Regions from separate parts of the Homo sapiens genome. Here region 1 is linked to region 2. The links are chromatin contacts, found by Hi-C or POLR2A ChIA-PET in ENCODE. All regions are on one chromosome and are shown on one strand. Each heading gives the region's core, a stretch centred on a gene start or an enhancer-like site at or near the end of the contact. The rest is flanking DNA. Distances are from core to core; before and after follow the strand shown.

Region 1 (6,132 bases), core at 2,173-4,672, 250 kb after region 2:
GGAGGCTTCAGAAAGCTAGGCTGTTTGTCTGACTCACCCTGTTGCCAGGTCAGTTGCTCAAACATAGCTGGGCAGGCGGGACTCCTGGGCCTCCCAGATTCTATCCCCACCCATCCCTGGTGACTGAGTTCTAGACCTCTGGCAGGCTTCCAGAGGCTCAGAATATCCCATTTTCCATTGCCCCCATTCATTACAACTCTAAGGGCATGGAAGGGGAGGAGGATTAAGGTTCAGATGAGGAAACTGGTCATGCAATCCGTGGAGATAGAGCAAGCACAGCACCCAGGAAAATTTGGCCCAGGACCTGCTACCCCACAGAGTCTCAACTCCAGCTGGACCCCCTCCATTAGAACATTATCTGCCTATAAAAAATGAGCCCAACCGTCAACAAAATCTCTCAAAACTTGCTGGGTGTGGCGGCTTACATCTGTAATCCCAGCACTTTGGGAGGCTGAGGTGGGAGGATCACTTGAGCTCAGGAGTTCAATATCAGCCTGGGCAACAAAGTGAGACCCCATCTCTACAAAAAATTAGTTGGGTGTGGTGATCCAGGCCTGTAGTCCCAGCTACTCTGGAGGCTGAGGTAGGAGGATTGCTTGAACCCCAAGAGATCGAGGCTGCAGTGAGTCATGATTGTGCCACTGTACTCCAACCTGAGTGACAGAGCAAGACCCTGTCTCAAAAAAAAAGAAAAAAGAAAAAAAAAGTTGTCTACATCCAACAAGCAAAAGGAATCCTTTATGATAGAAATACAAATACTGGTTACCGTTGGGAATATCAGTTGGATAGGGCACCAGGTGGCATCCAGGAGTTGCTGAGGATGTTCTATATCTGGGTGGCAGCTGCACAAGTGTCTACAGATTTTAACATTTACTGGGCTGTAACTTTGAGATCTGTCTATTTATTGTATTTATATGTCAGTTTTTTTAAGTTTTCTGGCCAGGCACGGTGGCTTATGCCTGTATGGGAGGCTGAGGCAGGAGGATCGTTTGAGATCAGGAGTTCGAGACCAGCCTGGACAACATGGTGAAACCCTGTCTCTACAAAAAAAAAAAAAAAAAAAATTAGCTGAGTGTGGTGGCACATGCCTGTAGTCCCAGTTACTTGAGAGGCTGAGATAGGAGGGTCACTTGAGCCCCAGAGATGGAGGCTGCAGTGAGCCAAGATCATGCCACTGCACTCCAGCCTGGGTGACAGAGTGAGGCCCTGTCTCAAAAAAAAAAACAAAAACGGTTGTCTTTATTTGCCATCTCCAGTTCTTCAGTCCTCACTCTCTTCTCCACACACTCTAATCAGGCTTGTCCCTCTCTACACAAAACTGCCCTTGTCAGGGTTCCCAGTGACCTATGCACTGCCGAATCCAGTGGTTTGTTCTTCACCCTCACTGCCTAGGCAGCATTCAATGCTTGCTCCCCTTGGGTCCTGAGTCCCCACATTCTCAGATTTCTCCTGGCTGTTCCTGCTCAGCTTCTTTGATAGCTCTGCTTCATATCTCCCCTACCTCCACCTCATGGAATGTCCCAGGGCACAGTCCCGATTGCTGTCTCCCTCTGACTACACTGATTTCCTCCCACCCCACCTTATCCAGGCCTATGGCCTTACATACCATCCATTCACTCACTATGCCTCCCAGATCCAAGGCTCCAGTGCTGATCTCTCTCCTGAAGTCCAGAGTCATACACCTAGCAGCTGACTCTGCAACTCCTCTTGGATGTCTAACAGGCATCTCAAGGGTTACGTGTCCATAAATGATCATTGGATTTTCCTCTCCAAACCCACTCTTCTCCAGTCTTTCCCAGATCAGTTTATGGCAATTTCATCCAACCAGCTGTTAATGCCAGAAATGTAGGAGTCATGCTTGATGCCTCTTTTCCTGCCCACATCCATGCATCAGCAAGACTTGATTTTAGTTCCAAAACATACCCCAAAGTGACCCCCTTCAGTGCACCTGCCCTGCCCAGGCCTAGGCCCTCCCCTTCGTTGCCTGGATGAGGGCAGGGACTTCCACTCTTATTGCAGAATCCTTTTCTGAAAGCAGCTGGGATTATCTAAACAAGGGCTAGCCCAGGTCATTCCTGCTCAAAGGCCCCCATTGCTCCTCATCACACCAAGAACAAAACCCACATTCTGCTCTAAGGCCGTTAGAGCCTGGTTTTGCTGACCTTTTCCCTCCTGCCACCACCACCAATCACAGACACCTGGGCCTTCTTTATGTTTGGCCCTGTCCAGCTCCTGTCCGTCGGGGTCTCTTCCCTGGCTGCTCCTTCTGCCTAGAATGTTCTTCTTCTCCTTCTTCTCCTTCTCCTTCTTCTCCTTCTCCTCCTCCTGCTTCTTCTTCCTTTCTTTTTTTTTTGAGACGGAGTCTCACTCTGTCGCCCAGGCTGGAGTGCAGTGGCGCGATCTCCGCTCACTGCAAGCTCCGCCTCCCGGGTTCACGCCATTCTCCTGCCTCAGCCTCAGGAGTAGCTGGGACTACAGGCGCCCGCCACCACGCCCGGCTAATTTTTTTTGTATTTTTAGTAGAGACGGGGTTTCACCATGTTAGCCAGGATGGTCTCGATCTCCTGACCTCGTGATCCGCCCGCCTCGGCCTCCCAAACTGCTGGGATTACAGGCGTGAGCCACCGCGCCCGGCCAGAATGCCCCTCTTCTTGATTGCATCTTGATGTCACCTCCTGTGAGACTGACTTTCCCCAAGCTAGCCCACGGCCCTCATTCCCTGGTATTTTCCTGTTGCTGGTATGTCCAGTCTGTCTGCAGCTACACTACCCTTGAGCCTAGCCTGTGTTGATAGAGCAGCCTCAGCACCGACCCTCAGTCTGCACCTGGTACCGGCAAAGGGAATGCCGACGGTCGCGCGTCGCCGCTGGACTCGCGACTAGCCAAGCACTCCCCACTAGAGGGCAGTCCCGTCTAGCTCGGTTGGGACGCGGCTGAGGCCCCGCCGGTGCGCTGCCACAAAGTCCCGCCCTCTCTTGAGTCCTCAGACGGGCTGAACCCCACTTCCATCCCGTTCAGGGAGTGCCAAGGCCAGCCTCACGAATGGGTCCCGTGGGTCAGGCCCCGAGGGTCCACAACCTCTCTGGGTCCGACCATCCGGGGTGCTCTGCCTATGTGCGGACGCAGCACGGCGCCCCGTGAGAGGGACCGCTATTTCACCATTGAACAAACGGGGAGGATGAGGCCCCCGCACGGAGGCGACCTGTCCTGCGTCACGCAGCAAACGCAGGGTCCACTCAACAGTCTGGGGGCTCGGGGGGTCCCCGTACCGGCCCCGTCCGGCTTCCAGTTATGACCCCGCCCTTCCCACCCAGAACCGCGGCGGAGTCGGGAGGGACGCCGGGCTTTAGCCCCGCCCCCTTTGGCCGCGGGGCCGGGGCGGGGCGCGGCTGCCAGATGTCGGGGCGGCGGCGGCGGGAGCTACGGAGAGCGAGGAGTCGCGCAGGCAGGCGGAGGCTGAGGGCGCCGCTGGCCGGCCCTCCCAGCCCTCTCCGCGCGGCTCCGCCGGGGTTCCAAGAGGAGCTAGTAGGTTCGGTGGGGGCCCTGGCATGGACATGCACAGCGCTCGGCTTGACAGCTTCCTTAGCCAGCTCCGCTGGGAACTGGTGAGGCTCGGGAGCGGGTGTGGTTAGTGAGGACGCGTGCGGGATGCCAGGCTGCCGCCCGGCCGGAACAACAGACGGGTGCGGGGTGGCTCCAGCGTGCCGGTCCGAGGCGGGGTGGGGGCGGCGTGGCGCATATGGCTCAGATGGCCCGCGTCGGGTTTCGGACGGTTGGGAACTGAGCTGAGCATCAGATAACAGCATCCAGCTGGCCGTGCTGCTGGAACGGCGCGGGAGGAGAGAGTGGAAGGGGGACTTCTTTGGGGGCGGGGCATGGGGCGGCAAGGGACTAACGAGGTGCTGGCGCTGCTGTGAACGCCCCCTACTTCAGGCTGGCCTATGCCTCCCTTCTCTACCCCTCACCTAGCAAGCGCTCTTTCTGTGAAAGACGCTTTGGGCTTTGGGAGCTGAATCCCCCAATAGGCACGGGATGCCCCTCCAGTCCTGGGCAGGACCTACTTCCCCGTTCAGGCCCGCAACCCTGCCTGCCTGCCCGCCCGCCCTGGTGGCGGGTGCCGACTTGCCCGGCCCTGCATGCTGCAGCCTGCCAGACTGCCACCAGGTCGGTGGATGAGAACCACACCAGCTTCGAGTGCCAGCACCCCTATGCCTGCCCTGTGCTCACTAACACCCTGCTGCCCAGGCCAGCAGGCCTATCTAACCTTCCTGGACCCTCTGTTCTCTGGGCTGGCCTGGTGACAAGTGATACCTCTCCGACTTCTGCCCTCTCTTCCCCTCAGTTGTGTGGTCGGGACACAGGCTCACCCTCAATGCCTGGTCCCCTGCAGCCAACCTCCCAAACTGGCCCAGATGTGCAGCCCAGCCACCAGCTTAGGGCCTCGGGTGCCTTGGAAGAGGACTCAGTCTGCTGTGTGGAGGAGGAGGAAGAGGAGGAGGAGGAAGCAGTGGTGACAGAAGACAGGGATGCAGCCTTGGGAGGCCCCAGGGAGCATGCCCTGGACTGGGACTCTGGCTTCTCGGAGGTGTCAGGCAGCACATGGCGAGAGGAAGAACTGCCTGTATCCCAGCGCCCAGCACCCTCAGCACAGCCCCTTCGTAGGCAGTGCCTCTCAGTCAGTGGCCTCCCCATGCCCAGCAGGGCCCCTGTAGCCAGTGTACCACCTGTCCACCATCCACGGCCCAAGTCCACCCCAGACGCCTGCCTGGAGCACTGGCAGGGACTGGAAGCAGAGGACTGGACAGCAGCCCTACTGAACAGGGGTCGCAGTCGCCAGCCCCTGGTACTAGGGGACAATTGCTTTGCTGACTTGGTGCACAACTGGATGGAGCTGCCTGAGACAGGGAGTGAAGGGGGTGACGGAGGTGGGCACCGTGCCCGTGCTCGGCCCCCTCAGTTCCTGCTTGGCCTCTCTGAGCAGCTTCGGCGCCGGCTGGCCAGGGCTCGGCGGACAGCTATGGCAGGAAAGCGGCTGTCATGCCCACCTCGCCCAGAACCTGAACTGCCTGCGGATGTCTCACGCTTTGCAGCTCTCATGAGCTGTCGTAGCCGCCAGCCCATCATCTGCAATGATGTCAGCTACCTCTGACCCTGCCCTCCAGCCTGGGACAATAAAAGCCTTTTTTCTAGACTGTCCTGGCTCCATACCCCTGAGGCACTAAGAGGCAGCCCCAGCCCTGTGAGGCACTGCCCAGGGAGACAAATCTTCTGAAGAGCTTTTTTTCTCTGTGTGAAGGTCCCTGTCATGCCCATGTCACACCCGTGTGCATTAGTGCACTGTTTTCTATCGTCCATCCTCTCTGCAATGCCTTCCTTTAACAAGCATTTATTGAGTGCCTACTGTGGGCTTACAATGCAGGGCTTGGGATCCGGGGCTCCATTGAGCTAGGTGACAGGGTGGCTGCCTTGTCACAGCTCATAGTGCAGAGGTGGGAAGGCAGTGTCCTCGTCGTCACCCTCACAGCTCAGCTCTAGCACCAACACCCGCTGCCCAGGAGCAGGTGCCTGGCCTGTCAGCTGCTGAACCAGTTCTGTCACCCTGGTAGGGGTGGGTTTAGGGGAGATTGGAGAGGTGAGCCATGGCAAGCAGAAGGCAGCCTGGCATGGACTAGAGAGGGTGCTGGCAGGCCGTCAGGAGCCCAAGCCAGGAGCAGGAGCTGCTCAAGACAGGAAACATCTGAAACTATTTTAGGAGCAGCTGATGAGGCAAGCAGGAGGCAGGAAGCTATGGGTCCCTTGGGAGTGGGCTGTGAAAGGGGGGCTGTGCAGCATGTGGGGAGCCCATGGGGCTGGCCAAATAGGCAGCTCCTGAAGACTCCTCCTCAGGCTCTCGGCCCTCACCCCACCTCCAGCCTGTTTGCTGGCTCCATTTGGGGAAAGAATGCTTGGGAAGGTGTGAGGGGCCCAGAATGGGGCTGGGAAGACAAAAGGCAGTGTGGTCCCTAGCCCCAGCCTCCAGGGACTGGTGGGGCCTGTCTAAAGCCCCAAGTGGGCTCACCTGAGGGGCAGGTGCTGGGCCTGCTTTTCAGGTGACCATCCGGCCGCATAGAGCAGGGCTGAGCCGTGCAGCAG
Region 2 (5,474 bases), core at 1,737-4,236:
AAACTCCTGCAGGGTCTCTAGGTCTATCCTGTCCCTGGTGGGGCAGCAGTTGGACCCAGGAGGACATGATACTTGACACACCACACAGCTGGCTTGCATAAACTGAAAGATTTGTTTATTCATTTGTCATAAAGCATAGTCAAGCCTAGTGAATTTTCCTGGATGAGTGAAGAGAGCTCATCAACAACCCCTCCATGAGGAGAAACCAGATGCAATCCCAGCACTCTCCCTGTTACTTATTAGCTCAGCAGCTAAAGCCAAAGATCTCTCTGAGTGCTTTTAAGCCTGGTGATTGGTGGGCCCTTTAGAAGCGCAGGTGAGGGAAATGCTCAGAGCGTCATGGAGAAGCCAGCACAACCATGAGCCCCAGAGGGCCTGCTGAAGGCCAGCCCAGGGGATAGGACCAGTCAGACAAGGTCCTGCTGTTGAGGAGCCCCAGTCTAGATCAAAAGGAGGTAAACAGCCTCTGGGACAGTGAATGGAAATGGGAGATTGAATCAGAGCCCCAGATAACCAGAGGCCAATACCATCCCATGGTCCACAAGAGTCCCTGGGCTGAATGTCAAGGGTGAATGAACACAGGGCAGGCATGTTCCTGGGGATGCTCCTCAAAGGAAACAGAACTGGGAGAGTTTGAGAGGAGAGGAGGGGCACCTCTAACCCACATTTTCAGGTCTCCTGGGTCCACTGTGCTGTGCCCTTTGTCACCAGGGCAGCAAAGACCCTGGAGGTCTGCTAACAGCCAGGAATCCACTCTGAGGAGGGCAACTCCCCAAGCCTGCAGGCTGGGTAGAGCTAATTAACCACACAGGAACCAGAGGCATGTTGATTTAAATCTGTGGAAAGCCATAGCTCCTGTGGTTTCTACAAAAACAAAAAAATAAACATCCTTTCCCCTGTTTCAAGTAGCCCAACCCACACTGACTGGGGTCTGTGAAGCTATAACAGCCTGGGTTGGGACAAGGTCAGGCCACTGGCCTGCCCATAGTGTTTGTGAGCATATTCTTCCCCAGGAGGAAATATATGGCACAAGACCGCCACATCCCAGACCATCACCAGGGAGACAACTAATAACAGAGTTGTCATAAGTATACCAGGCACTTGTCCTGGTGTTTTACCTACATCAGGCTGGGTGCATTGACTCATGCCTGTAATCCCAGCACTTTGGGAGGCCGAGGTGGGAGGATCACCAGAGGTCAGGAGTTCAAGACCAACCTGGCCAACATGGTGAAATCCCATCTCTACTAAAAATACAAAAACTAGCCAGGTGTGGTGGTGGGCACCTGTAATCCCAGCTACTAGGGAGGCTGAGGCAGGAGAATCATTTGAATCCGGGAGGTGGAGGTTGCAGTGAGCCGAGATCACACCACTGTACTCCAGCCTGGGTGACAGAGCGAGAGTCTGTCTCCAAAAAATAAAAATAAAAAAAATAAAATGAATAAAAAATAAAATATCTACATCAGCCACTCTACCCTTACAATCCCCCATATTCGAGGAGCTACTAAGATTCTAACTTTGCAGAATAGGAAATGGAGGCTCAGTGAGCCTAAGTCAGTTGCCAAGGGTCCTATCGGGGCTGAGGTGCAGACTCTTTTGGAGCCTAAATGTGCACATGTAGTCACCACTCACGAAGCTGTATCAAACATCCTGCAGCACAGGAGGAAACACAGCAAGGACCATCATCTGCAGGAAGAGAGGCTCTCTTCATCCTAGGTCATCCCAGAGGGGCCAGGCAGTTTAGCGTGAAAACGGGAGGTATGAAGTCAGGAGAAAATATCAGGAAGTGGGGGCTCTGCATTTCCTCTTTCTCTTACTTGCTCCATCCCAGAGGTCGGGAGGAGCAGCTCGGAGTGCACAGGGGAAGGCCCAGGGAGGGTCCTGGCCCCTCCTCACAAGAACTGACACAGCCACCGGTCTGTCCAGCAGGCTGGCTATCAGCATTCACTGGGATCCCTGGATTATTCTAGGTTCAGTTAGAACTGCTAACACCCTATGTGATATATTTCGCAACATTAGGAGAATTGAATGGGTTTGTAAAATGGGTTCAAGTTACTCACGCCTTTCTACACAGTCATGATTTATGACGTCAGAGATGAACTGGAATATAGGCTCCTAGGAAATATTCTCCCACAGGAAAGTACAGGCTTGTGTGAGAAGCCACCACGGCAGACAATCCTGAGTAGCGGGCAGAAACCGGCTGTAAATGTGAGGGAGCGGGGAAGTAATTTGGAAAGCTCTCAGGGTAATGCAGAGGCAACCTGCGGCCCCGCATCGAGACAGCTCCAGGCCTGAGAACCATCAAGTCCTCTTTTCCATCCCCAAGGTCACTCTCCCAGGGCTGACTGAGGTGGCCTCCCAGCTGGCTTCACACAGCCCTGTCACACCTTCCATCTGTGCCCGGGGCGCTTCCTGAGACTCCCAGTTCCTCAGTGTGAATCCCAGATGGTTCCCATCGCCATCTGGATAAAGGCTCCACTCCCCAGCTGGCCTTAAAGACCCTCACAATCCGGCCCGACCACCCAGCACCCTCCCTCTCCTTCCCTCTACGACCTTGCGTCTCTGAATACACTTGTTCCTCTGCCTTCCCAACTCCTATGCATACTTTTGAGGCCATTCTCGGGTAGCCCCTCTCCTCTCCGAGGCCTGTCCTTATGACGCCTGCCCGCTGTGGCACTCCGGTTACCCGGAGGAGAGTTGCTACTCTCGAGTTCACCGAGGCGGAAAGCCCCTCTGACTCCAAAGCAGGGCTCAGCGCGACGTCCCAGAGGCCGCTTCTAGTGGCAGGTGCCCCTCCTCACAGGGCCCTCGCAGCCCCGCCGGCCCCCGCCCGGCTCCTTCTCAGCATGATACAACCGCGTCGGCCCTGGACAGCGCATGCGCGGGCGCCGGCGGCTGTTTCCCAGCGACCCCGAGGCTGGCGGGAGCGCGCACAGGGGAAGGGGGGCGTGTGCAGGGAAGGGGGCGCGAGACGCGCATGCGCAGCGGCAGGCGGCGGCGCGAGCCGAGCTGGGAGATGGCGGCGGCAGCGGCGGCGCCGAGAGTGTGAGCACCGCCCGGGAGCCGCCGGCCCGGGCGCAGCGCGACCCCGACCCCGCCCGCCCGCCTGCCCGCCATGGGCAACGAGGTCAGCCTGGAGGGCGGCGCTGGCGACGGGCCGCTGCCGCCCGGCGGCGCCGGCCCCGGCCCGGGCCCCGGCCCCGGCCCCGGCGCAGGAAAGCCGCCTTCAGCACCGGCCGGTGGCGGACAGCTCCCCGCGGCGGGAGCAGCGCGGTCGACCGCGGTACCACCGGTCCCTGGCCCCGGCCCCGGCCCCGGTCCCGGCCCTGGCCCGGGCAGGTAAGCGCGTGTCTCGGCGCCCGGGGGGCGGTGAGCTGCAGCCTGAGGCCGGGACCCGGGCCCAGGATCCCGCGATCTAGTGTGGACAGCGAGGTTCGACGTCCGGCCGCACTCTGAACCCTGCCGGATTGGCGTGAACTGGGTGGTCGCGGGAAGCGGCCCTTCCTTTCCAGCTGCCCCGCCTTGGCGTGGCAGGATGACGAGCGCAGGGTCAGTCGGGGCCTGCAGACCGTGACTCCGTCACGAACCCCAAATTCGCTTCTCCCCAACGCTCGGGCCTGACTGCTCAGGAGGGGCTTATGTAACCTTAACCTGGTCCCTCCGCACAGGAGAGCAATGGGATGGAAAACGTCCTCCCTGTCTGCTGGTGTCTGCATGTGTCCATTGTGCTGGGCCGAGAAAACAGCACAATGGGAGTGGCTGTCAGGGAAGATAAGTGTCACTGCGAGGAACAGAGAGATGAAAATAGTTGAACCATGAACTTGGTCTTGGGCTTTCCTTGGGCATTTAGTGGCTGTAATCACCTTTGGGGGAAAGGAAAATTGCCCACTGGACACCAAGAGGTGCTTATTTAGGCCCAACAATACTAATAGGATCATGTGCTTTCACCAAGGTTTAGGGAAACATTTTGGGGTGAAGCAAAAATGCTATTGAGTCATCCAGCACCAGATATGTTCTCGTTACCTTATGATTTAGATCAAACCAGTGGAAAAGCTGAAACCCACACAGAATGCTTTAAACAGAACATATCTGATTAAATACTGTGAAACCAGTTTGTTTTAAATGTATGCCAACCCAGGTCCTGCAAAAACAGTCAAGTGGCAATGAAGGCTGTAAGGGAATGCCAATATATAATAAGTCAGTAGACTGAAAACTCAGGAAAACTACTAAGAGATGACACGATAAAATGGAAGGCATTATCTTTGCACCAAATAGGCTTGGGGAGTAGCAAAACCCCCAGGGGGTGGGAGGGAGGTGCTTCCAGCTCCATGTGGGTCTGCTGATATATGTTGCCCTGGCTTTTCTGTGTGGAAGCACATAAACTGAGGACGCATAATTTTTTATTCTTTGGCTGCCCGACTGTGCCTCTTGTGTGTTTATTTCCTCAGAAGTCATTTCTTAGACAACTAACAGTAATGAAAGGCTGTTAGTAGCTTGAAACCTGCGGCAGACAGGTCAGCCTGTGAGCATCCTTTTTAGAGGTGGGATTTGTCCATTTTATACTAGCTATAATAGTAATGCAGTTGGATAGCACACAGCTCTTAGCACTGCAAACACTGTCCATTTTGCTGCATGTTGAGTTGCTGTTTGGGTTTTAGCTTGAGGGAGGCTCACCCAGGCTTTAGTGTTCTCCTTCCAAGGGAAAGCTTCTGTAGCTGAATGGAAAAACACCTTGTTATTGAGAGTTCCCTGTATGGGGAATTTGTCATTTCTCTTCTGATAACCAAACAGGCTGCTCTGCTTGTAGTTTATCAGATGTTGCAGAGCCAATCATATGAAATTCTGGAAAGACCTGGGCAGCTCAGAGGGACCGGAAGGAGGCTGATGTCTATTGCTCATATGCCTTTTTAGTGTTTCATTTGTACTTCATCTGTACATTCTGCTGCAGGCAGACCCATGAACTGCTGTGGGTGAGGCGAACCACGGACTCCTGATGGATTTAGTAGTCACACAATCTCTTACCTGGCTGTGGGCAAGGCTCATACCTGAGCCTGTGGTGCTGAGGTCCTGTGACTATCAGACTCAGGAGGTGAGCTGGCTATTTGTCCCCAAAGCTCAGAACCAGAGACCATTAGGAGGTGGGATTTACTCCTCCAGCTGATATTCATTTTATCATAGCACCTCAGCTGAGCAGCAGCTCCATGGCTTATCTCTCCTTTAGTATTGCAATGGCTTCTACTTCCTCTCACTAGAGCATCTCAGATACCTGATGCCAAATTTAGCATGTTCTAAGATGCTGCTGAACAGATTGGCCCATTGATGGGGAAAAAGCCCTGTGAATGTGCTTCTGGGCATTCAGGAAAGAGCATTAGCACAAAGACATATTTGCTTTCAGTAAGATTTTGAATTTCGGGGCAGTCAGAAACCTCATAGAGGTGGGTAGAAGGCCAGGTAAAAGGGAGATGATTCTGGGGGAG

The links. A loop is a pair of places that touch in the nucleus more often than their neighbours do. ChIA-PET counts read pairs that join two places held with the same protein, here RNA polymerase II (POLR2A). Pooled maps may share reads with other maps.
Region 1: a loop to region 2 is called in a pooled map, with 4 times the contacts of the local background. The contact joins the promoter of INKA1 here to the promoter of BSN in region 2. A Hi-C loop is called at or near these places in 1 of 168 maps with a recorded cell type or tissue (mammary epithelial cell), 1 of 37 single-sample maps with no recorded cell type and 7 of 50 pooled maps. POLR2A ChIA-PET finds 5 or more read pairs at or near these places in 2 of 52 experiments (CD4-positive, alpha-beta T cell and activated T-cell).

Annotation. Positions count from the first base shown.
Region 1 is chr3:49,799,839-49,805,970 of GRCh38, forward strand. It overlaps INKA1 (inka box actin regulator 1), which reads left to right and starts at 3,423. Exons shown (of 2, transcript NM_203370.2): 1 at 3,423-3,605; 2 at 4,343-5,192. The coding sequence starts at 3,555. The coding sequence ends at 5,149. It overlaps CDHR4 (cadherin related family member 4), which reads right to left and starts at 35. Exons shown (of 19, transcript NM_001007540.4): 1 at 1-35. UBA7 (ubiquitin like modifier activating enzyme 7) reads right to left here. Exons shown (of 24, transcript NM_003335.3): 23 at 6,059-6,132; 24 at 5,371-5,599. The coding sequence ends at 5,470. RefSeq lists silencers at 2,820-2,869, 3,260-3,699.
Region 2 is chr3:49,551,491-49,556,964 of GRCh38, forward strand. BSN (bassoon presynaptic cytomatrix protein) reads left to right here and starts at 2,987. Exons shown (of 12, transcript NM_003458.4): 1 at 2,987-3,336. The coding sequence starts at 3,113. It overlaps BSN-DT (BSN divergent transcript), which reads right to left and starts at 2,876. Exons shown (of 3, transcript NR_038866.1): 1 at 2,551-2,876; 2 at 2,058-2,197. RefSeq lists silencers at 2,795-3,094, 3,165-3,374.